3 separate regions of the Homo sapiens genome follow, and regions 1 and 3 are each linked to region 2. A link is an interaction called in ENCODE POLR2A ChIA-PET data of the cell type or tissue named here. Cell type or tissue: MCF 10A. All regions are shown on one strand.

Evidence for each region. ChIA-PET counts read pairs that join two places held together with the same protein. Peaks named below come from ENCODE experiments on the same cell type or tissue, not always from the same donor. Only the 100,000 strongest peaks of a DNase experiment are listed, where the experiment ranks them.
Region 1: POLR2A ChIA-PET joins it to region 2 with 13 read pairs; 29 of 35 experiments call an interaction of 5 or more read pairs at or near these places.
Region 3: POLR2A ChIA-PET joins it to region 2 with 10 read pairs; 16 of 35 experiments call an interaction of 5 or more read pairs at or near these places.

The regions. Positions count from the first base shown.
Region 1 is chr16:15,876,437-15,884,436 of GRCh38, forward strand. CEP20 (centrosomal protein 20) reads right to left here. Exons shown (of 5, transcript NM_144600.4): 2 at 7,572-7,769; 3 at 3,368-3,452. It also overlaps the pseudogene RNU6-213P. Among named protein-coding and RNA genes, the nearest start is that of CEP20, 8.2 kb to the right of the region's middle. RefSeq lists enhancers at 2,396-3,595, 3,036-3,330. In MCF 10A, no CTCF peak of the experiment used is centred here; a DNase peak (open chromatin) is centred at 3,245.
Region 2 is chr16:15,962,691-15,970,690 of GRCh38, forward strand. The region is part of intron 1 of ABCC1 (ATP binding cassette subfamily C member 1 (ABCC1 blood group)); the gene reads left to right. Among named protein-coding and RNA genes, the nearest start is that of ABCC1, 17 kb to the left of the region's middle. RefSeq lists an enhancer at 7,485-8,000. In MCF 10A, no CTCF peak of the experiment used is centred here; a DNase peak (open chromatin) is centred at 4,441.
Region 3 is chr16:16,019,060-16,027,059 of GRCh38, forward strand. All of the region lies in intron 5 of ABCC1 (ATP binding cassette subfamily C member 1 (ABCC1 blood group)), which reads left to right. Among named protein-coding and RNA genes, the nearest start is that of ABCC1, 73 kb to the left of the region's middle. RefSeq lists an enhancer at 3,013-3,307. In MCF 10A, no CTCF peak of the experiment used is centred here; DNase peaks (open chromatin) are centred at 602, 3,202 and 6,712.

The sequences.
Region 1 (8,000 bases), 86 kb before region 2:
TGCACTCCAGCCTGGACGACAGAGTGAGACTCTGTCTCGAAAAAAAAAAAAAGAACTCTCGCTGTGTGGCCCACACTGGAGTGCAGCAGCAAGATCATGGCTCACTGCAGCCTCAATCTCCTGGATTTAAGTAATCTTCTTGCCTCACCCTCCTAAGTAGCTAGGACTACAGGCATGTCATTTTAAAACCCGACAGCATTTGGATTTTCAAACATGTATCTGGCCTCAGTGGTTTCAGATGCAGCACTGCAGATCTGTAAGTAAATAATATGAGTAATATGTGACTATGGCAAACTCTGTGAATGCCAATCACTGAAGTGTGAGAAACAAGGGCTTAAAGAAGTTACCTAACTTTTAAAAAATAAAGCCGTTTTAGCAACTTTTTTTTTTGCTTCCTCATCCTCTCTCAAACTTACTTTTTTTTTTTTTTTTGGAAACGGAGTCTCGCTTCTGTCGCCCAGGCTGAGTGCAGTGGCACGATCTCGGCTCACTGCAAGCTCCACCTCCCCGTTTGACGCCCATTTTCCTGCCTCGGCCTCCCAAGTAGCTGGGACTACAGGCATCCGCCACCTTGCCCGGCTAATTTTTTGTATGTTTAGCAGAGACGGGGTTTCACCGTGTTAGCCAGGATGGTCTCCATTTCCTAACCTCGTGATCTGCCCGCCTCGGCCTCCCAAAGTGCTGAGATTACAGGCGTGAGCCAATGCGCCCGGCCTTCTTTTTTAAAAAAATATCAAACATTTCACGAATTTGCGTGTCATCCCTTTGCCGGGGCCATGCTAATCTCTGTACCGCTCCAATTTTAGTTTATGTGCTGTTAAAGTGAGCACAAACTTCTTAATACTTTCATCTGAAGTAGGTATCTCAAAAGCTACCAAGAAGCCAGTAATAGTCATTGCTTATTTCCATCAACTGCTAAATGTAAAATGATGTCTTGTATTAAATGATGTAATAACTCACTGCTCATCCTAAGTCACGCTTAGATTCCCCCAATTATTTTTCCCACTGTTCTCAATTATACAATTTTTATACTTTTCAAAACACTTGTTACCAGGTGCAGTGGCTCATGCCTGTAATCCCAACACTTTGGAAGGCCAAGGTAGGTGGATAACTTGAGCTGAGGAATTGGAGACCAGCCTGGCTAACATGGTAAAACACCATTTCTAAAAAAAATACAAAAATTGGCCAGGCATGATGGTGCATGCCAGCGTATGCCTGTAATTCCAGCTACATGGGAGGCTGAGGTGGGAGAATCGCTTGAGCCCAGGAGTTCGAGGCTGCAGTGAGCCATGATCAAGCCGCTGCACTCTAGAGACCTGGGCAACAGAGTGAAACCCTGCCTTGAAAAAACAAACAAAAAAACCTCACAGCACTTTGGGAGGTGGAGGTGGGCAGATCACTTGAGGCCAGGAGTTCGAGACCGGCCTGGCCAACATGGTGAAACCCCATCTCTACAAAAAAATATGAAAAAAAATTAGCTGGGCATGGTGGTGCACACCTGTAATCCCAGCTACTCAGGAGGCTGAGGCAGAATCAGTTGAACCCAGGAGGAGATTGCGGTGAGCTGAGATGGGGCCACTGCACTCCAGCATGGGCGACAGAGCGAGACCCTATCTCACAAAAAGGAAAAAAGAAAAAAAAAAGAAACAAGGGAAGATGAGAGGAAGAGAAAGAGGAAAATGCCATAAAGGAGTTACTATCTGAACAGGGCCAACAGAAAGGAAAGATGCTCCAATAGAAGTTAAGATGCTCCAATAGAAGAGGGAGAAAGGTGATGTAGGGCTTCTAGGATAAGGGAATGGTTTACAAGGCAAAGCAGCATAAAGTTGCAAAGTGTCTTCCAGGCATAATCAGAAATCAGGTGTGAGCAGATAGAACAACAGACGGGTAGAAAGAGGTGTAAAGTGCTACGCTAAGCAACAGGGACTTCACTATACACACAATGACAAAGGTAGTATATGATCCTGGAACATTAATTTTACACAAGGATTTGTGGGAGAGTTAGATTTAACTGGAATGTCATTTAAAACATTTATATAGTAAAGCAAACAACTTTCAGAACTTTTTTTTTTTTTTTTGAGACAGGGTCTGATTCTGTCACCTAGGCTAGAGTGCAGTGGTGTGATCTTGGCTCACTGCAACCTCCGCTGCCCAGGTTAAAGCGATTCTCATGCCTGAGCCTCCCTAGCAGCTGGGACTACAGGCACACGCCACCATGCCTTGCTAATCTTTTTGTTATTTTTAGTAGAGATGGGGTTTCGCCATGTTGACCAGGCTGGTCTCAAACTCCTGACCTCAGGTGATCCACTTGCCTCAGCCTCTGAAGTGCTGGGACTACAGGCATGAGCCACCACGTCTGGCTAGAGATGGGGTTTCCCCATGTTGTCCAGGCTAGTCTTGAACTCCTGAGCTCAAGTGATCCTTCCACTTCAGCCTTCCAAAGTGCTGGCATTACAGGCACGAGATACCTCACTTGGCCTTAAGAACTTTTAGGATGAGAAAACGTAAGGCTTCAAAGAAAGTTCTAGATTTAAAAAAAGGCTGCTTTAAGCTATGTTCTCAGGTCTCCTATGTACTTTTTTTTTTTTTTTTGGCTATACAGGGACTCTCCAGAAAAAGTTTAAGAAACACTGAAATAGAAAAAAACTAAGAAAACTAGAAAGTGGTCATCCTCCTTTTCAAGAGCATAGTTGGTGAGAGGAGGTACACAGAGGGCAAAGGACAGAGTAATAGTAACGAAAGCAGTGGGCTGATTCAGTAATCTTGGTAGAAAAAGGTATTCGAGCAGAAGCTTGGGGTTGGAAGTTCATAGTTTTTGTTTTTGTTTTTGTTTTTGTTTTAGGAGAGGAGAGATCTGAGTACATTCCTAAGTTGGAGTGAAGGAAGAGTTAAATATGAAGAAAACAACTGACAAGGCAAAGTCTCAGAGGCCAGGCATGGAGGGCTCACACCTGCAACCCTAGCACTTTGGGAGGCCAAGGCAGGAAGATCACTTGAGGTCAGGAGTTCGAGACCAGCCTGGGCAAAAAAGCGAGGCCTTGCCTCTACAAAAATAATTTGAAAATACAAATAAAAGTTGAAATTATAAATTAAAAAACAAACAAAGCCTTAGAAGGACAAAGGATCAAGAAGTCAAAAGGAGCTAACTCCAGAAAGAAGATGCTGAGTCACTCTGAAGCCATGTAATTGTAGCTTCAGCAAACACAGATCTCATCTGACTTATTCACTGCTGCACACCCTGGATTTAGGACAATGCTTGACACACACTAGATCTGAATAAATACTTGAATTAAAATGAAGTAAAACCACCATGGTGCAATTATGACTCAATACAATATGTGGAAACTTCTTTAAAAAAATGTCTTACATTGTATTATCCTTTGATTCTTCAAATGCATTTAGTTCATGGATGAGAAACTGTCTGTCCAACGGAACTACAGGTTGACCAGATTCTGGGAGAAATAAATTCATGAGAACACTCAGTCTATTAAACTAAAAAGCAAATAAGATTTTGAAAAGAATCACATTTACCAGACATACACTTTTTAGATTTTGGAAGAATGATGACAACACACACCAAGACAGATCAAATTGCCTGTGATTTTATGACTTTCAAAATATCTCTTTTGTTAAATGCATGTCTTAATACAGTTTAACATAAATTCACTTTTTAAATTCCCCAGTGTTTGGTTGGAAAAATACCATTTCTATATCCAAATTATAATACTAAATTTTGGAAGTCTGTTTATCAATAACTTATTTTTGAAAAGAATATCCACTTGGTGACAATACTTATAAATAAAAATTAAAGTTAACCTGAAGTGTGGGGCAGCTGGAACTTTCACACTTTGCTGGTGGGAAAGCACAATGGTACAGGCACTTTGGAAAACAGTTGAGCAGTTTTCTTATAAAGGTGAGCGTGCACTTAACCACACAACCCAGCAATCTCACTCTTAGCTTTCTACCCAAGATTAATGAAAACTTATGTTCTCACAAAAACCTGTATGTAAATGTTTATGGCAGCTTGATTCCTAACTGCTAAAACTAGAAACAACTCAATGCCCATCAACTGGTCATAGATGAGCAAACTAGCACAGCCACACAATAGAACAGTGTTCAAAGGAAAAACAAACATGGCTGAATCTTGAATGTATTACACTAAGTGAAAAAAGGCAGACTCAAAAGGCTACATCATGTACGGTTCCATCTACAGCAAGGGTCCCCAACCCCCGAGCCACAGATTAGAAACTGGGCCACACAGCAGGAGGTGAGGAGTGGGCAAGCAAGTGAGGGAAGCTTGATCTGTGTTTACAGCTGCTGCCCATCACTAGCATCACTGCCTGAGCTCAGCCTCCTGTTGGCAGAATTAGATTCTCATAGAAGCGTGAACCCTATTGTGAACTGCACATGCGAGGGATCTGGGCTGTGCACTCCTTATGAGAATCTAAGGCCTGATGATCTCTCACTGCCTCCCATCACCCCCAGATGGGACCATCTAGTTGCAGGAAAACAGGCTTAGGGCTCCCACTGATTCTACATTATGGTGAGTTATAATTATTTCATTATATATTACAACACAATCATAGAAATAAAATGCACAATAAATGGAGTATGCTTGAATCATCCCGAACCATCCTCCCAGGTCCATGGAAAAATTGTCTTCCATGAAACCAGTCCCTGGTGCCAAAAAGGCTGGTGATATCTTGATTGTGATCTGGTAGTAATTACACAACTGCAGGCATTTGACTAAAGTACAGAACTGTACAGTTTAAAAGGTAAATTTTATTGTATGTAAATTATATCCCAGTTTTTTAAAAAAAGCCAAACCATTTAATATGAAAACTTGACTACTGTCACTATATTTCATTCTAGTGAATCCCAAGTCCCCACTATTTTCATAATTTCTTCTTTTCTGGGTGTAACTGGTATCATACAGCCATCTATAACAAACAAAGGAAAGCAGAGATGCTGATATCAAAGATCCTTAAACCATAAAAATCATGAGTCTTTATGTAGTTCAGACGTATGTTTAATATTAAATAAAGGATCTGTAACGAAAAATTCTAACTTCACAAAGAATTCATTCTCTCTTGCAAAATCTACTTCCTGGCCTCGCTTCTTTGCTGAGGCATGAAGTAGTCAAAGCAGAGATGGAACCTGAAACGAGGGAATCCGATGACACACATTCAGGGTGCCTCAGACCAACCCCCAGCTGCATCCCCCACCCCACCAAGTCCAGGGGTAACCAGGATTCTGACTTATTTATATCCATCCAGTCTCTCCTCACTTTTTTGAAAGAAGACATTTAAAAGTCAGCAGAAGATATTAAAAATATTCTCACCACTCAATAACTGTTACACTTGAAGAGCAAATTTATTTCTCAAGAAATAAAATTCAACAGATAAAGGGAATTTATCTTTATCTCCCCACCCCCAACCCCCAATATCATTCTCTGCCTCCTATCACTAGGATGAGTTTGGAGTTTCCCGCTGCTAGAGTCTGGATATTTGTCTCCGCCCAAATCTCATGTTGCAACGCACTCCCCAGTGTTGGAAGTGGGACCTGGCGGGAGTTGTTTGGGTCATGGGGGTGGATCCCTCATGGCCTGGTGCTGTCCTTACCACAGTGAGTGGGTTCTCATGAGAACAGGTCATTTATAAGTGTGTGGCACTAACCTTCCCCACCCTTGGCCCCTGCCTTCACCATGTAACGTGCTTGCTGCAGTGAGCAAAAGCTCCCTGAGGCCTCCCAGAAGCTAAGCAGATGCCAGTGCCATGCTTGTACAGTCTGCAGAACCGTGAGCCAAGTAAACCTCTTTTCTTCAACCGGGTGCGGTGGCTCACGCCTGTAATCCCAACATTTTGGGAGGCCGAGGAGGGCGGATCACGAGGTCAGGAGACTGAGACCATCCTGGCTAACGGTGAAACCCTGTCTCTACTAAAAATACAAAAAATTAGCTGGGCATGGCCTGTAGTCCCAGCTACTTGGGAGGCTGAGGCAGGAGAATCACTTGAACCCAGGAGGTAGACGTTGCAGTGAGCCGAGATCAATCCACACTCCAGCCTGGGTGACAGAGCAAGACTCTGTCTCAAAACAAACAAACAAACAAACAAACATACAAAAAAACCTCTTCTCTTCATAAATTACCCAGTCTCAGGTGTTTATTTATAGCAATCCAAAAACAACCTAATATACCAGCCTAGTCCTTTATAAATACCATGCTTTTAGATACATACATTTGTAAATGTACCTAAGCACTACATAGTAGTAATATTTCAAAGTTTTATCTCCATTATATCTATCTATCTATCTATCTATCTATCTATCTATCTATCTATCTATCTAGATACACACACACACACACACAAATAGACATATATCTACATATCTATATATAGACAGGGACAGTTTTTTTTCTTTTAAGAGACAGGAGTTGGACCAGCCTGTCCAATATAGTGAAACCCCGTCTCTACTAAAAAATACAAAAATTCGCCGGGCCTGGCAGCACACACCTGTAGTTCCAGGTACTCGGGAGGCTGAGGCAGGAGAACTGCTTGAACCCAGGAGGCGGAGGATGCAGTGAGCTGAGATCACAATAGAGTGAGACTCCGTCTCAAAAAAAAAGAAAGAAAAAAAAGACAGGGGTTGGGTGCAGTGGCTCATGCCTGTAATCCCAGCATTTGGGGAGTGTGAGATAGGTGGATCACCTGAGCCCAGGAGTTCAATACCAGGCTGGGCAACATAGTGAGAGCTCATCTCTATAAATAATAAAAAAATTTAGCTGGGCATGGAGGCATGCACCTGTGGTCCCAGCTACTCAGGAGACTGACGCAGGAAGACTGCTTGAGCCCAGGAGGTGAAAGTTGCAATAAGCCATGATCGCACCACTGCAGTCCAGCCTTTGCAACAGAGTGAGATTCTGTCTCTGGAAAAAGAAAAAAGAGACAGGGTCTCTCTCTGTTGCCCAGACTGGAGTGCAGTGATGCGATCATGGCTCACTAAAGCCCAGAGCACATGGGCTCACATGATCACCCCCTCCCCGACCCCTGCTCAGCCTCAGCTAGGACAACAGACACGTGCCACCATGCATGGCTAATTTTAAAAACTCTTTTCCAGAGATGGGGTCTCCCTGTGTTGCCCAGGCTGGTCGCGAACTCCTGGGCTCAAGTAATCTTGCCTCGGCCTCCCAAAGCACTGAGATTACAGGTGTGAGCCACCTACCCAGCCTATTTTTTAACAAATAATATACTTAATCAGCGTATATTTTTAAAGCTTAATACACAGGAAAAAACTGGTGGCAAACAGGACAAAACGTCAACAATTGTTTATTCTCGGTTACAGGAATTATAGATGATTTTTCCAAGTATATGCCTAGTTTAAGTGATTATTTAGTTATGTATTTTCTCTTGTAAGAATCTGTTTAAGCTACAGAAAGAACCCATGTGATTTTTGTGTCCCAGTCACCCAGATGGCACTATCTGGTAAGGGAATTAGATTTCTAGGATAAACAGTTTCTGAGAATTGGGGAAAGGGGAGAAACAGATTTTATGTGATAAATAATAACCACTTACCTGCTATGAGGACAGATGCTGTATACTTATATTTGTTGAATTCTAAATACTCTCGAATTAATTCATTAATTAGAAGGTTTTCATGAGACAATGATGGTCGGGGTTCACGGTCATCATCTAGGGCATTGAAAACTTCAGCTCGGATCCTTGCTTTTAAATGCCCTAATACCCCCTTTTTTTCCAAGGTGTCCTTTAAAACTGTTCGATATAAAATATTAAGGCTTCAGTTACAGAGTAAATTTGTCATTCTTAGGCATACTTTGAAAAGAAATGTTGAAAAGGTAAATGGTACAAAAACAGCTCTCAAGCAGCTCTTAATCTAAACATTGTGACAAATTATTAAACAATTACACTACCACCAGCCATGTTTATACTAAAACATATAGTTCTCATGTTGCAGTGATTTAGTCTTAATATATTTGAGCAAAT
Region 2 (8,000 bases):
CTTCTGAGGACTCACTATCAGGAGAACAGCATGGGGGAACCGCTCCCATGATCTAATCACCTCCAGTGAGGTCCCTCCACCAACACGTGGGGATTACAATTAAGATTACAATTCAAGATGAGATTTGTGCGGGGACACAGAGCCGTGCCATATCATTCTGCCCCTGGCCCCTCCCAAATCTCATCTTTCTCATATTTCAAAACACAATTATGCCTTCCCAACAGTTCCCCAAAGTCTTAACTCATTTCAGCATTAACTCAAAAGTCTATGTCCAAAATCTCATCTGAGACAAAATCTAGTCTCTTTCACCTATCAGCCTGTAAAATCAAAAGAAGTTAGTTAGTTCCTAGATACAATGGGGGTACAGGCATTGGATAAATACACCCGTTTGAAATGGGAGAAATTGGCCAAAACAAAGGGGCTGCAGGCCCCATGCAAGTCTGAAATCCAATAGGCCAGTCATAAAACTTTCAAGTTCCATAGTTATCTCCTTTGACTCCGTGTCTCACATCCAGGTCACACTGTTGCAAGAGGTGGGCTTCCACGGCCTTGGGCAGCTCTGCCCCTGTGGCTTTGCAGGGTATAGCCCCGCTCCTGGCTGCTTTCACAGGTTGGCGTTGAGTGTCTCCGTCTTTTCCAGGCACACGATGTAGCTGCAGGTGGATCTACCATTCTGGGTTCTGGATGGTGGCCCTTTTCTCACAGCTCCATTAGGCAGTACCCCAGTGGGGACTCTGTGTGGGGGCTCTGACCCCATATTTCCCTTCTTTACTGCATTGGTAGAGGTTCTCCATAAAGGCTCCACCCCTGCAGCAAACTTCTGGCTGGACATCCAGGCATTTGCATACATCCTCTGAAATCTAGGTGGAGGTTTCCAAACCTCAGTTCTTTAGTTCTATGTACCCACAGGCTCAATACCACATGGAAGCTGCCGAGGCTTGGGGCTTGCACCCTCTGAAGGCACAGCCTGAGCTGTGTACCTTGGCTCCTCTTAGCCATGACTGGAGTGGCTGGGCACCAAGTCCTAAGGCTGCACACATCAGGGGGGCCCTGGACCCAGCCCAGGAAACCGTTTTTCCCTCCTAGGCCTGTGATGGGAGGGGCTGCTGTGAAGGTTTGTGATATGCCCTGGAGACATTTTCCCCATTGTCTTGGAATTGGGCTCCTTGTTACTTTTGCAAGTTTCTGCAGCCGGCTTGAATTTCTCTTCAGAAAATGGGTTTTTCTTTTTACATTGTCAGACTGCAAATTTCCACACTTTTTTTTTTTTTGAGATGGAGTCTCTCTCTGTTGCCCAGGCTAGAGTGCAATGGCATGATCTCGGCTCATTGCAACCTCTGCCTCCTGGGTTCAAGCAATTCTCCTGCCTCAGCATCCCGAGTAGCTGGGATTACAGGCACCCGCCATCATGCCTGGCTAATGTTTGTATTTTTGTAGAGACAGGATTTCACCATGCTGGCTAGACTGGTCTCGAATTCCTGACCTCAAGTGATCTGCCCACCTTGGCCTCCCAAAGTGCTGGGATTACAGGCGTGAGCCACTGCGCCCGGCCAATTTCCACCCTTTTATGCTCTGCTTCCTCTTGAATGCTTTGCTGCTTAGTAATTTCTTCCCCTAGATGCCCTAAATCTTCTCTCTCAAGTTCAAAGTTCCACAGATCTCTAGGGCAGGGTCAAAATGCTGCCAGTCTCTTTGCTAAAGCATAGCAAGGATCAGGAGAACAGCATGGGGGAACCGTCCCCATGATCTAATCACCTCCCATGATGTCCCTTCCCTAATATGTGGGGATTCCAATTCAGATTACAATTCAAGATGGGATTTAGGTGGGGACACAGAGCCAGACCATATCAGTAATCTCTTGGGCTAACCAATAACCAATGTATTCTTGTATTTTTTCTTTGAAATTTTATAAATATTTATAAATTTAAATAACATTTAAATCAAAATGGATTATGTTGTAATCATTACTCTGCCAGTTTTTTTTTTTTAATTTTTAAATTTATTTTTTGTAGAGACAGGATCTCCCTATGTTACCCAGGCTGGTTTTGAACCCCTGGACTGAATCGATCCTCCGGCTTTGGCCTCCCAAAGTGCTGGGATCAAAGTTTGTTAATTTGATAGCTAAAATATATTTTCATCTGCATTTCAATTACAATTAGAAGCTATGTATCCTGCAACATATTTTCCAGCAATTTGTGTATTTTCAGTGTGTCTTTCTGAGTCCTTTTTGGGTATGCCTGGACTAGTTTGTCTTTTTCCTGTTAGTTTGTAAGGGCTCTTGTTATTGTGGGACCTTTCCTCTTTGTCCATCACCTGTATTGTATAAATATTTTGTTACAGGCTATTGTTTTCCTATTGGCATATTAACATTTGAGTCTTGTTCTTACTAGTATGTAGTTTTGCAAGGTTGCATTTGTAGCTTGCATACTGTCTCCTATGTTTTTATTTACTGTAATAAGTATTTTCCCATGTACCCACGTAACCTTTTTAATTAAACCTATAAATGTCCAATCGATAGTTCCCTGTGTTGGTGGGCTATAATCACATAATTATTATCTGTGGTTTGACATTTGGGTTGCTGTGTTTTCTTTCTCCTTTTTTTTTTTTATTATTATTTTTGAGACGGAGTCTTGTTCTGTCGCCCAGGCTGAAGTGCAGTGGTGCGACCTTGGCTCACTGCAAGCTCCGCCTCCCAGGTTCACGCCATTCTCCTGCCTCAGCCTCCCAAGTAGCTGGGACTACAGGCACCTGCCACCACGCCTGGCTAATTTTTTTGTGTTTTTAGTAGAGACGGAGTTTCACCGTGTTAGCCAGGATGGTCTTGATCTCCTGACCTTGTGATCTGCCCACTTCGGCCTCCCAAAGTGCTGGGATTACAGGCATGAGCCACTGTGCCCAGCCCCTTTCTCCCTTTTTAACTTTTTTGAGACAGCATCTTATACCATCACCCAGGCTGGAGTGCATTGCGCAATCTTGGCTCCCTGTGACCTCTGCCTCCTGGGTTCAGGTGATTCTCCTGCCTCAGCCGCTGGAGTAGCTGGGATTACACATGTGTACCATGATGCCTGATTAATTTTTGTATTTTCAGTAGAGATGGGGTTTCACCATGTTGGCCAGGCTGGTCTCGAACTCCTGACCTCAGGTGATCTGCCTCCCAACGTGCTGGGATTACAGGCGAGAGCCACCATACCCAGTCATTTTTATTTTTCTTTTAAAGAAAACACTGTCCTGAATACCACATGGGTAGAGTGCGTATTGGCTTATTTCCTTAGATGATGTTCTCAGGAGTGGAATGAATAACATCTGAAAAGGCTTCACTCTAGCCATTGTCTTATTTTCTAAAAGTGAGCTGGCCCAGCTCACCGTTCTAGCAGGGTCTAAGGTTACTTACTGCTGTGGTTATTATTCAGAGTGGACGATGGTGCATGTTAATGTCAGGCACAGCAGGGCGCGGTGGCTCACGACTGTAATCCTAGCACTTTGGGAGGCCGAGGTGGGCGGATCACGAGGTCAGGAGTTGGAGACCAGCATGACCAACATGGTGAAACCCCATCTCTACTAAAAATACAAAAATTAGCTGGCGTGGTGGCAGGCACCTGTAATCTCAGTTACTCGGGAGGCTGAGGCGGGAGAATTGCTTGAACCCAGGAGGCGGAGGTTGCAGTGAACTGAGATTGTGCCACTGCACTCCAGCCTGGGTGACAGAGAGACTTTATCTTAAAAAAAAAAAAAAAAGTCAGGCTTTTCTAGGGTTCCTCCATCAGCCTTGTAAGGCTGGAGACCCGTGGCCAGGAAGAAAATTGGAGCTGTCTGGCACTGGGAAGGGTAACCCAGTAGTTATAATTAGGTTGGCTTATCTGCGAGCCCTTTGATAAGGCTTCACTAATTTACTAACCCAGGATCGCATGTTAGATCAGGATCTCTCTGAGTGCTGCAATTGTAGTTTGCTTTTCTCTCTCTCTTTTTTTTTTTTTTTTAGAGACAGAGACTCACTCTGTTGCCCAGGCTGGAGTGCAGTGGTATGATCATGGCTCACTGCAGCCTTGAACTCCTGGCCTCAAGCGATCTTCCTGCCTTACCCTCCCGAGTGTCTTGGATTATAGATGCTTGTCAACATGCCCAGCTAATTTTTAATTTTTTTTAGAGATGAGGTCTTGCCCTGTCACCCAGGCTGGAGTGCAGTGGCATGAACATAGCTCACTGCAGCCTTAAACTTCTGGCCTCAAGCAGTTCTCCTGCCTCAGCCTTCCAAAGTGCTGGGATTACAGGTGGGCACCACTGTGCCTGGCCTGCAGTGGTTTAATAGGGCTCTTTCATCTTTAACTTTGGTCCCCTGCCCCCTGAGATCCGTGGAGTGAGCCGTTTGACGCTTGGTACTTGGGACAAAGCTGGCCTATGTCCAGTTCTCTGCATACTTGGTAGGGGAGTGTTTGGAGAAAAGGCTCACCTCTGAGTCACACCCTCTATATTCTCCAAAGGGCCATGGGGATGGGGTGGAGGAGGCTGGGGTGAAGAGATGTTGTAGCTCCAGAGAAAGCCAGGGAGGTGTATGCTGGGTGAAGAGGCCAAGTTCAGGAGCCTAGGTTTGAAAATCAGTATAGACGATTCAGGTTAATTCACCCTGTTGTTATAGAGCATCTGTCTGTAGGGTGGCCAGGTCTGGGTGAGTCTCTTGGACAAGATGGGTATCAGGTTTCAGCTCTGAAATTGGACTGATATGTGGGGAGATTCATTCTGCAGTTTTATTTGTAGTTTAGGTTTAAGAAAACTTGGACTGGGCACTGTTGCTGTCGTCTGATCCCAGCACTTAGTGATGCTGAAGTGGGAGGATCACTTGAGCCCAGGAGTTTGAGACCAGCCTGGGCAACAGAAAGACCCCATCTCTACAAAATAATAATAATAATAATTATTATTATTATTATTAGCTGGGCATGATGGGACATGCCTGTAGTCCCAGCTACTCAGGAGGCTGAGGCGGGAGGTTTGCTTGGTCCTGGGAGGTTGAGCTGCAGTGAGCTATGATTGCACCACTGCACTCCAGCCTGGACAACAGCATGGCACTGTCTCCAAAAAAAAAAAAAACAACAAAAAAAAAACTTGTTTAACTACCTAAATCATAGCATTTGTGTGAAGCCAGACTATCACAACTCTGAGAACTGCTGACATATACATATTTTGGAAGTTCCAGGTTTTCTGTTACTATAAACATGGTAGAGATTGAATTACTTAAAGGGACGTCTTTTCTCCTACTCTTTGTCTTGTCTGATGTTATAAGGGGTACAGTATAGAATGAAAACAGTGCAGAAATGAGTGAAACATGAAAATCCCTTCTAGAGATAATTTTCTTTTATTATTTTTTTGAGACGGAGTCTTGCTCCATTGCCCAGTCTGGAGTACAGTGATCTCGGCTCACGGCAACCTCCACCTCCCAAGTTCAAGTGATTCTCCTGCCTCAGCCTCCCGAGTAGCTGGGGTTATAGGTGTGTACCATGCACCACCATGCCCGGCTAATTTTTGTATTTTTAGTAGAGACAGGGTTTGCTGTGTTAGCCAGGCTGGTCTCGAATTCCTGACCTCAGGTGATCCGCCTACCTCGGCCTCCCAAAGTCCTGGGATTACCGGGGTGAGCCACCATGGCCAGCCTCTTCTAGAGACAATCTTATTGGCAGGTTGATGTTTTTAATTTTCAGCCTCTCTTCTCCACAGATCCTAAAGATATAGTAATTTTTTTTTTTGAGACAGAGTCTTGCTCTATTACCCAGGCTGGAGTGCAGGTGGCGTGATCTCTGCTCACTGCAGCCTTCACCTGCCGAGTAGCTAGGACTGCAGGCATGCACCACTATGTCTAGCTAATTTTTGTATTTTTAGTAGAGATGGGGTTTTACCATTTTGGCCAGGCTGGTCTCAAACTCATGACCTCAAGTGATCCACCTGCCGCAGCCTCCCAAAGTGCTGGGATTACAGGTCTAAGCCACCGTGCCCAGCCATAAATACATGGTATTTTTTAAGAACAAGAACGGGATTCTACAAAAACATATATATGTGTATTTTGAGACAGGATCTCCTCTGTTGCTCAGGGTGGAGTGCAGGGGCACGATCATGGCCCACTGCAGCCATGACCTCTCAGGCTCAAGCAATCCTCCCACCTTAGCCTCTGGAGTAGCTGGGACCACAGGTGCCCACCACCATGCCCAGCTAATATTTTTTCTTTTTTTTTTTTGTATTGAAAACAGTCAGCCAGGTGTGGTGGCTCACACCTGTAATCTCAGTACGTTGAGAGGCCGAGGTGGGCAGATCACTTGAGGTCAGTAGTTCAAGGCCAGGCTGTCCAACATGGTGAAACTCCATCTCTACTAAAAATACAAAAATTAACTGTGGTGGCGCTTGCCTATAATCCCAGCTACTGGGAAGGGGGAGGCATAAGGATCACTTGAACCTGGGAGGAGGAGGTTGTAGAGAGCCAAGATGATGGCACTGCACTCCAGCCTGGGCAACAGAGCAAGACTCTGTCTCAGAAAAACAAAACAAAACATATAGTCTTTATTTTTTTGTTTGCGTGGGCTGGTGCATCTTGATTATGATGCATTTTTGTTAATTGATATTTAATTGCAGATGAAATGTAACATGGATCTGAGTAATTGCTGATAATTGTTTCCTCTTTAGGCAGCTGGTCAGTCTTTTTTTTTTTTTTTTTTCTTTTTAAGAGAGTTTCTGTCTTGTTGCCCAGACTGGAGTGCAGTAGCGTGATCTCGGCTCACTGCAACCTCCTTTGCCAGGGTTCGAGTGATTCTCCTGCCTCAGCCCCCCGAGTAGCTGGGATTACAGGCATGTGCCACCACGCCCGGCTACTTTTTGTATTTTTAGTAGAGACGGGTTTTGCCATGTTGGCCAGGCTGGTCTCAAACTCCTGACCTCAGGTGATCCCCCCTGCCTCTGCCTCCCAAAGTGCTGAGATTACAGGCTTGAGCCACTGCTCCCAGCCCATAGTCTTTTTTTTTTTTAAACCTCTGTGTACAGGTAGGTCCTGGGGAAATTCGAGGCAAGACTTGGGTGAGTGGGTATCTTAGACCCTCTCAGGAGCTCTTTGCAGGAGGTAGAATCTCCGAGGGTCAGTGCCCATGAATGGGTCCCATGGCCTGACTGGTCCCATTCAGGTGACAGTCTCTGAGGGTCCTGCATAGCCCTTACCTGGGCTCCATGCTGGGAATCGAGCGGTATACAGAGCATGGTTCCCTGCCTTCCTTGAGCCCCAGTCTTGTTGGGGAAATGGCCAAATAAATGAATAATCATCAGGAAGTGCTATGAAGGGGAGCTGCGTGGTGCCCGGTGAGTGCAATAGCGGGGTTTCATCTGGTTGGAGAGAAAAAAGGAGACTCCTTAAGTGGGGAACCCGTTTGATGATACAGGTTTGGCTATGTGTGTCAAAGACCCCAAATATAGTGGGTTAAGATACAAGCTCATTTCTCTCTCATGTAAAAATCCCAGCTGGTGTGGCAGCTCTGTCCCCAAAATAATCAGGGTCCCAGGCCCCTCCCATCTTGTTGCTCTGCTGTCCTCATCTGCATGGATCAAGATGATGCATCTCCATGTCCACATGGCAGCCAGTAGGAAAGCAGAGTAAGGGCACAACCTGGAGGTTGCCTACGTCTCTCCTCGTCACATCCCATTGGCTTGTACCTAGTCATGTGGTGCCTCTAGCTGCAAAGGAGGCTGGGAAATGTAGTTTCCTTTCTAAGCAGGATGTACCCAGCTGAAGATGTTACTCAGGGATGAGGGAGAGTTGATACTGGAGCGCAGCTAGCAGTTTCTGCTGTATAGGCAAAAGCAGAAGGTAAGAATGTTCTGGGCAGTGGGAAATGCATGTGCAGAAGCACTGGCTTAATGAGGAAGGCCACTGTGGCTGGAGTCAAAGAGTAGGGAAGAGAAAAAGAACCAGAAGGAGGCTGAGAATTGGGCCTGTAGGACTTGGATCCTGTGGGAAGCCTTGGCAGCTTTCTTTC
Region 3 (8,000 bases), 56 kb after region 2:
ATGTTGGGCTATTCTTTTTTGTCTTTTGTTTGTTGTTTTTTTCTGTTGTTTTGTTTTGTTTTTAGACGGATTCTTGCTCTTGTTGCCCAGGCTAGAGTGCAGTGGCATGATCTCGGCCCACTGCAACCCCGCCTCCTGGGTTCAAGCGATTCTTCTGCTTCAGCCTCCTGAGTAGCTGGGATTACAGGCGCCCATCACCATGCTCGACTAATTTTTGCATTTTTAGTAGAGATGGGGCTTCACCATCTTGGCCCGGCTGGTCTCGAACTCCTGACCTCAAGTGATCCACCCGCCTCGGCCTCCCAAAATGTTGGGATTACAGGTGTGAGCCACCGTGTCTGGCCGAGCCATTCTTTAGAACTGGGATTTATACAAAACAAGTCACACCTCAACTGGGTGGCTGCAGACCTTGGATTGCTCAGGGTAAACAGAGTCTGGTTGGGGCTGCCTGGCTGGCGTGGGGATCACCCAACCCATCAAGCTTCCTCTGGGAGCCTGGGAAGAGCTCTCTTGCCATGGATGGTTCTGGAAGCTTTTTGAAGGAGGGACTTTCTTAATTTCTGATCTCCCTTGGGAATCTGGATAAATTCCCTTTCACTTCTCCCCTGGGCGTGTGTGTACCAGGGTGACTCACAGATCTGACTTGGACCTTTTTTTGTGCTTTCTGCATTCCTGGCAGCCTGGGCCTGGGATTTGCTCTGCCACCCTGGGTGACATGAAGCTCTCAGCTCTGGCGGCTAAAAGGCTACACTGTTGTGGGGCTGGGACACCCTGACTCTTCTCCCCAGTCATTGTTTTCTGTTTCTGTGTCATCTCCCCCAGCTCGGCTCCTCCTGTGTCACTGCTGGTCTTCCAAGATGGTGGAAGACACTGTGGTTTGTCTCTTTGCAGTCTCGCTCTGTCGCCAAGGCTGTAGTGCAGTGGCATGATCTTGGCTCTGCAGCCTCTGCCTCCCAGGTTCAAGCAATTCTCCTGCCTCAGCCTCCTGAGTAACTGGGACTACAGGCGCACACCACCATGCCTGGCTAGTTTTTGTATTTTTAGTAGAGATGGGGTTTCACCGTGTTGGCCAGGATGGTCTCGATCTCCTGACTTCAAGTGATCCGCCCACTTTGGCCTCCCAAAGTGCTGGGATTACAGGCTTGAGCCACCGTGCCCGGCTGTGGTCTGCCTCTTGTGCAGTGAGATCCAGCAGGGTGTCAAATGTGGGTGTGCAGGCTGCTGCATTTCTGACATTTGTGCACCTGTCCAGGAGAGAACACTTTGATTGGCTGACACTCTCTGTCCAGGAAGCCTGAACTTCCCTCTGGGTTCCTGTTCAGGAACCCCATGGGGTTGCCATTTACCTTTTTGCAGATTAGAGTTTAGACCAGGAGTTAGCCAGTAGCCCATGGGCCGAATCTGGCCTGCTGCCTGTTTTTGTAAATAAAGTTTTATTGGAACACAGCCACTCGCGTTCATCACATAGTGTCTACAGGTGTCTGGAGCTGCAGCAGTGGAGTTGTGTAGTTGCTACAGAGACTGTAGCACCCACAAAGTCTAAGATACCTACCATCTGACCCTTTACAGAAGAAGTTTGTCCACCCCTGGTCTAAGCATTTCTTTAGCTCTGATGACTTTTTAGCTTCCTTTTTTGTCCCCTTTCCATTTGCAGGCATTCTTTCTTCCTATGCAAGGCAAGGACGGGAATCGACATTTATTAGATGCTTGCGGTGTACTGGCTAGCACTATGCTAAGTTCTTTATATGCATGTCTCACTTGACTCTCACAGCAGTCCTGGTGAACTTGGTACTATTTTTCTCATTTTACAGACAAACAATCGCAGACATAAGTGCCTTGCTCGACCTGAGTAGTAGAGCAGAGATTCGAACTCACGACTGGCTGTTGTGCACAATCATGTCACTTCGCTTGGTTGTAACTGCTGAATGGGAGGGTCTTGGCTAAATAATGGCTTTGTGTTAGGCTAGAGGCTTCACGTGGCAGTATCCACCTTGTAACCTCAGTGCCTAAGACACAGCCAGGCACACGGTGGGCCTGTAGTGGTAATTTATTGTTGTGTTATATGGGGAGGTGCTCAGTACATGTGGCACGTATATTATGTCTTGCATAAGGGTGAAGTGTGCATGAGGCCTCACAGGACATCAGATTAAGCTGCTTCTCTGCCTTCATCCTGTTCAAGTATTACCAGCAAGAAAGAGGAAGGGGACTGATGTATGCACAGATGTTCTGAAGGCTTGGCATGGTGTCAAGAGCCTTATTTTTTTTTTTAATGTTGCATTTTGGGGGGTTAAATATATGTAACCTAAGATTTGCCATTTTAACCATTTTAAGTATGCAATTCAGTGATGCTAAGTGCTTTTAAAAATCTTGTTCAAGGCCAGGTGTGGTGGCTTACACCTATAAACCCAGCACTTTGGGAGGCCGAGGCAGGTAGATCACCTGAGATCAGGAGTTTGAGACCAGCCTGACCAACATGGTGAAATCCCATCTCTACTAAAAATACAAAAATTAGCTGGGCATGGTGTTGAGCACCTGTGATCCCTGCTATTTAGGAGGCAGAGGCAGGAGAATTGCTTGTGCCCGGGAGGCGGAGGTTGCAGTGAGCTGAGATCGCTCCAGTCTGGGCAACAGACTGAGACCCTGTCTCAAACAAACAACGAACAAATGAACAAACAAACAAACAAAATAACCACATAACTACCTAGCAACGTAGCCTAGCAATTGAGATGGGGGCAAGGAAGGGTAGGAACCAGGTCCTGTGAGAATCAGCTAGACTTGTGGCTTTGGGCTCGGTGCTCTTCCTTTGGGGACGTCAGCAGCCCCTTCTTGAAAACGGGTTGCAACTCGATTTGTTGTTGGCTTCACCTCCTCTCTCTGTCCCAGACCTGAGCCCTGTGATCTGGGGAGGAGGACAACGGGACAACCTGTTTGCTTGTTTTCCCATCACTCTCAGGGATTGAATCACAGTGGAGCCAGGAAGATGGGGAGAGTCCAGGCTTGCTGCTCTCCCATCCTCAGAGCAGCAGCAGGCCATCCATCACCTGTCGCCTGTCCTCAGAGTGATCAGCCAAGGCCTGGGGCGGCTGGGGTCAGGTCAGGCAGGGCGTGGGTGGGAGCTGGCAGGGCTGGCTCCTCCAGGCCACTTCGTGCTGAGTCACTGAGTCGGCCAATCCTCCCCAGCTGGCCCTGCTCCCACTCCATGACTCAGATGTCTATTCCAGCCCTGGCTGCTTGGTGGGGCTCCTCCCATCTGTCCTTCTGGCTCTGGGGCTGCCGAGGCTTTTGGGAGCCTGGGCAGGGCTGACCAAGACTGCCAGAGCTCCGGCCGGTCCCCAGTCTCCTGCCTTTTTTCTCATTGGCACTGAGTCTGTGGTTTAGGTTTGGGGGAGGAGGGTCTTGTAGATAAGGGGATCAAGGCCAAAGGAGATCATTTATTAGGTCCCAGCTGAAAGCAGAGGTCCTTGGACCAGTTGGAATGCTCGACATCCCCCGGAAGCTTGCTAGAAATGCTGGGTCTCAGGCCTCATCCCAGACCTACCAAGTCAAACTCATTTTAACAAGATCTCCAGGTGGTTCAGGGTTGCAAATCACTGGTTTGGAACATTCAGTGAAAGCTACTCAGCTCGTTTGCAGTAAGAGGTATTTTTAGTCCTGTCTGTATAATATGTAATATTTTCCCCCCAGCATTTTACTATGAACATTCTTAAACCTACAGAAAAGTCGAAAGAATTCTACTGTGAGCAGTCATATAGTTGGTACCTAGAGCCACAGTTAACATTTTGCTAAACTTGCTTTGTCACATATCTGTCTGTCTAACCAGATAGCTAATCAGCCAGCCAACCGGCTACTTTTGTTTTGTTTTTTGTTTTTGAGATAGGGTCTCACTCTGTCTCGCAGACTAGAGTGCAGTGGTGTGATCATAGCTCACTGCAGCCTCCAACTCCTGGGCTCCAATGATCTTCCCGCTTCTGCCTCCCAGGTAGCTTGGGCCCTACAGGTGCACACTACTGTGTTTGGCTAATTTTTAAATTTTTTGTAGGCGTGAGGGCTCCTTATGTTGCCCAGTCTGGTCTTGAACTCCTGGCCTCAAGCCATCCTCCCACCTCAGCCTCCCAAAATACTGGGATTACAGGCCTGAGCCACTGAACCTAGTTTTTTTGATATCTGAAACTTCCTTCGAAATATATTAGTATTCTTTCATGCACCCACTTCCAAGTAAATCATTAGCTAGAGTTTAAGATCTGTTTACACTTCTGAGTTTTTTGCTTAAAATTTACATACAGTGAAATTGCTGATCTCAAGTTAGCATTTGATGAATCTTGGTAAAGGAATACTTTAAACCCCTGTCAAGATATAGAACACTGCAAGGACGCCAGGAAGTTCCCTCGTGCCCCTTCATGATCAGTCTCTGTCCCCACCCACCAAGGCCTGATCTTGGACCGTTGATTAAAGCGTTGAAACTCCATTTTCTTTCCATTTCTCCGTCATGCTTTCAGTCATTTAATAATCAGGTGTTGTGCCAGGGGCTGAGCTAGAAAGAAACAGACCTTGACCACTGCCCTGGAGGAGAGATGGAAGGTGGGTGGCAGGCAGTTGAACCAACAACTGCAGGATGGACAGTGGGGGCTCTGAGGGAGGGAAGTGCTGGGAGTTGTGGGGGCTGGGAGAGTGGTCCCTGACTCAGCCTGGGGCTCCAGGGCTAGCATCCAGGGAGGAGAGGGGATGCTCAAGTCTAAGGAATGCGAGGCTCTGGCCAGGTGAATATGTTTGGAGGTGGTGGGGTGGGAGGGTGCTCCTGGTAGAGCAACTGGCATGTGCAAAGGTCCAGTTGAGGGAGCTTGTGGGTGTTGGGAATCACTTGGAATTCGGCTTGGCTAGGCTGGGTGCAGTGGCTCATGCCTGTAATCCCAGCACTTTGGGAGGCCGAGGCAGGCAGATCACCTGAGACTAGGAGCTCAAGACCAGCCTGGCCAACGTGGTAAAACCCCGTCTCTACTGATCATAAAAAAATTAGCTGGGTGTGGTGGTGCATGCCTGTAATCCCAGCTACTCGGGAGGCTCAGGCAGGAGAATTGCTTGAACCCGGGAGGCGGAGGTTGCAGTGCGCCGAGATCGCGCCACTGTACTCCAGTCTGGGCGACAGAGCAAGACTCTGTCTCAAAAGAAAGAAAGAAAAAAAGAATTCTGCTTGGCTAGATTGGAAGGGCTAGGATGTAAGCGAAAAGAGAGGCAAGAGTCAGCATCAGAGATCAAGGGTGCAATTATGTGTCACAATAAGGACTTGGAATTTTTTGTTTGTTTGTTTGTTTTGAGATGGAGTTTCACTCTGTCACCAAGGTTGGAGTGCGGTGGTGCCATCTCAGCTCACCGTGCCCTCCACCTCCGGGGCTCAAGCGATCCTCCCACCTCAGCCTCGCAAGTAGCTGGGACCATAGTTGCGTGCCACCACGCCCAAGTAACTTTTTCTGTTTTTGGTAGAGATGGGGTTTCTGTATGTTACTCAGGCTGGTCTTGAACTCCTGAGCTCAAGTGATGCCCTGCCTTGGCCTCCCAAAATGCTAGGATTACAGGGATGGGTGAACCACCACATCCAGCCAGGACTTGGAATTTTAACCCTACTGTGGTGGGAGCTGAGGAAAGGTTTTTCACCAGTGGAATGACACACTCAGGTTGGACAGGTTGTGGAAGATCCTCAGGCTCAAAGGAAGAGGATACATTGGACATGGGGGTGAGGTCGGTGGCACTTAAAAAGCCTTTGCAGGCACCCAGGCAGGTAGAGAGGGAGGCTGAGCCAGGATATTCCCCTGTGCCCACTACAGCATCAAAAACCAGAAAAAGGGCCAGGTGCGTGGCTCACACCTGTAGTCTTGGCATTTTGGGAGGCTTAGGGGGGAAGATTTCTTGAGACCAATCTGGTCAACATAGTGAGACCCCATCTCTTGAAACAAAAAAACAAAGAAAACAGACAAGTTGATGGGCAAAGGGCATGGGCAAAGATTCTGGGGTGTGCTCCAGTAGAGGAAACGGAGGTCCTGGGCAGGGAGGCATTTTGCACAGTTGGTAAGCAACAGGGCAAACAAATCACCAGTGTTTACGTTATACTGGCAAATCTCTTACTGCTGGACATTTAGGCTCCGTCTAATAATAAGGATAACAGCTGGGTGCACTGTATTATTTATTTAGTCCTCACAGTAGGGCAGGATGATCAGTCTCCCCACTTGACAGATGAAGACACTGAGGGTCAGAGTGGTGATGTGTCAGGAACCCTCCCACTGGGTTCTCACGCTTGAAACACAGATTGCTGGTCCCCACCCACACAGTTTCTGATGCAGTAGGTCTGGGTGGGGCCCGAGCATCTGCGGTTCCCAACAAGTTCCCAGGTGCCACCGATGCTGGTGACAGAGCTGCGTTTGAGGATCACTGCTCTAAACATTATTGCTGCTGCACGCATTGCCTCCTGCTGGGTGCAGGGGTTGTGGGGGGCACTTTGGCAGTGCAGAGCGGAGGTAACCAGCAGAAAACCCGTTAGAACTAAAAGCTGAGAGTGTTTCTGACAAACAGGTCAACATGCTGAAAGACCCAGACAAGGTCCTTAAACTACCCTGCGCTCCAAGAATCAGTGCCTGGGGCTGCCGTACCTAATTGGTTCAAACCACAGGGTTTCTGGCCAGCTCATCTGGTACCAAACGTAGATGTCAATATGGTGGATGCCAAAGAACACATCACTCTGTTTGGATGAATCAGGCTTTTCCTCCCTCTGCCTTCAGCCAGGACTTCTCTGAATTGTTTTCATTTCAAATGAAAGAGGGACCAGTTCACAAGCTGCTTTCATGCTATCTGGGACAGGAGTTACTGTATTTCAGTGTCTGAGGCTGGGAAACCCCCTGGAGGTGGCTCTGTCTTTTGTACCTAGTGTGTGATGTCAAAAGATTCTCCTTGGTTTGGGTTAAATGACATGCTCCCTGGATTACAATCCAGTGCCCCATGATTTTTTTTCCTCCTTTTTTATTGTCAATCCTTGACCTACTTCAGAAGTTAGTTGTCTTTGTTGTCAAGTAAGGCCTTCCACGTCAGATAGAGGCTGTTTCCAGGCCGGGTGCAGTGGCTCATGCCTGTAATCCCAGCACTTTGGGAGGCCGAGGTGGGTGGATCGCTTGAGGTCAGGAGTTTGAGACCAGCCTGGCCAACATGATAAAACCCCCGTCTGTACTACAAATGCAAAAATTAGCCAGGCATGGTGGTGTGCACCATGTAATCCCCGCTATGTGGCAGGATGAGGCAGGAGAACTGTTTCAATTTGGGAAGCGGAGGCTGCAGTGAGCTGAGAACGCACCATTGCGCTGCAGCCTGGGCGATGAGAGTGAAACCGTCTCAAAAAAAAAAAAAAAAAAAAAAAGGCTATTTCCTTTTTTTTTTTTTTTTTTTTTTTGCCAGTGAAGGGGGGACCCTGTGTTGGCCTCCCTATCGGTCACTTGAGATAATCTGAAAATCTGTGTTTAGATCCATAGAAGAGAGGCGGCCTGAGGAGAAGAATTTGACAAAGCTCTTTGAGTGTGCAAATTAGAAATGGCAATTGCTGGGCGCGGTGGGTCATGCCTGTAATCCCAGCGCTTTGTGAGGCCGAGATAGGCGGATCAGTTGAGGTCAGGAGTTCGAGACCAGCCTAGCCAACATGGTGAAACCCCATCTCTATCAAAAAATCCAAAAATTAGCCAGGTGTGGTGGCAGATGCCTATAATCCCAGCTACTCAGGAGGCTGAGGCAGGAGAATTGCTTGAACCTGGGAGGTGGAGGTTGCAGTGAGCCGAGATCGGGCCACTGCACTCCAGCCTGGGCGACAGAGTGAGACTCAGTCTCAAAACACAAAAAACAAAAAACTGTGCAGTGTTCTGTCTGTCAATGTCCTTGTTGCATTTGCAGGGCAGGTTTTCTACCAGTGGCTGGGGACTTAGTTTTACTGGGCCGAGGGAAGGTTAGGATTTGAGGGTCTTGTTAAGCTG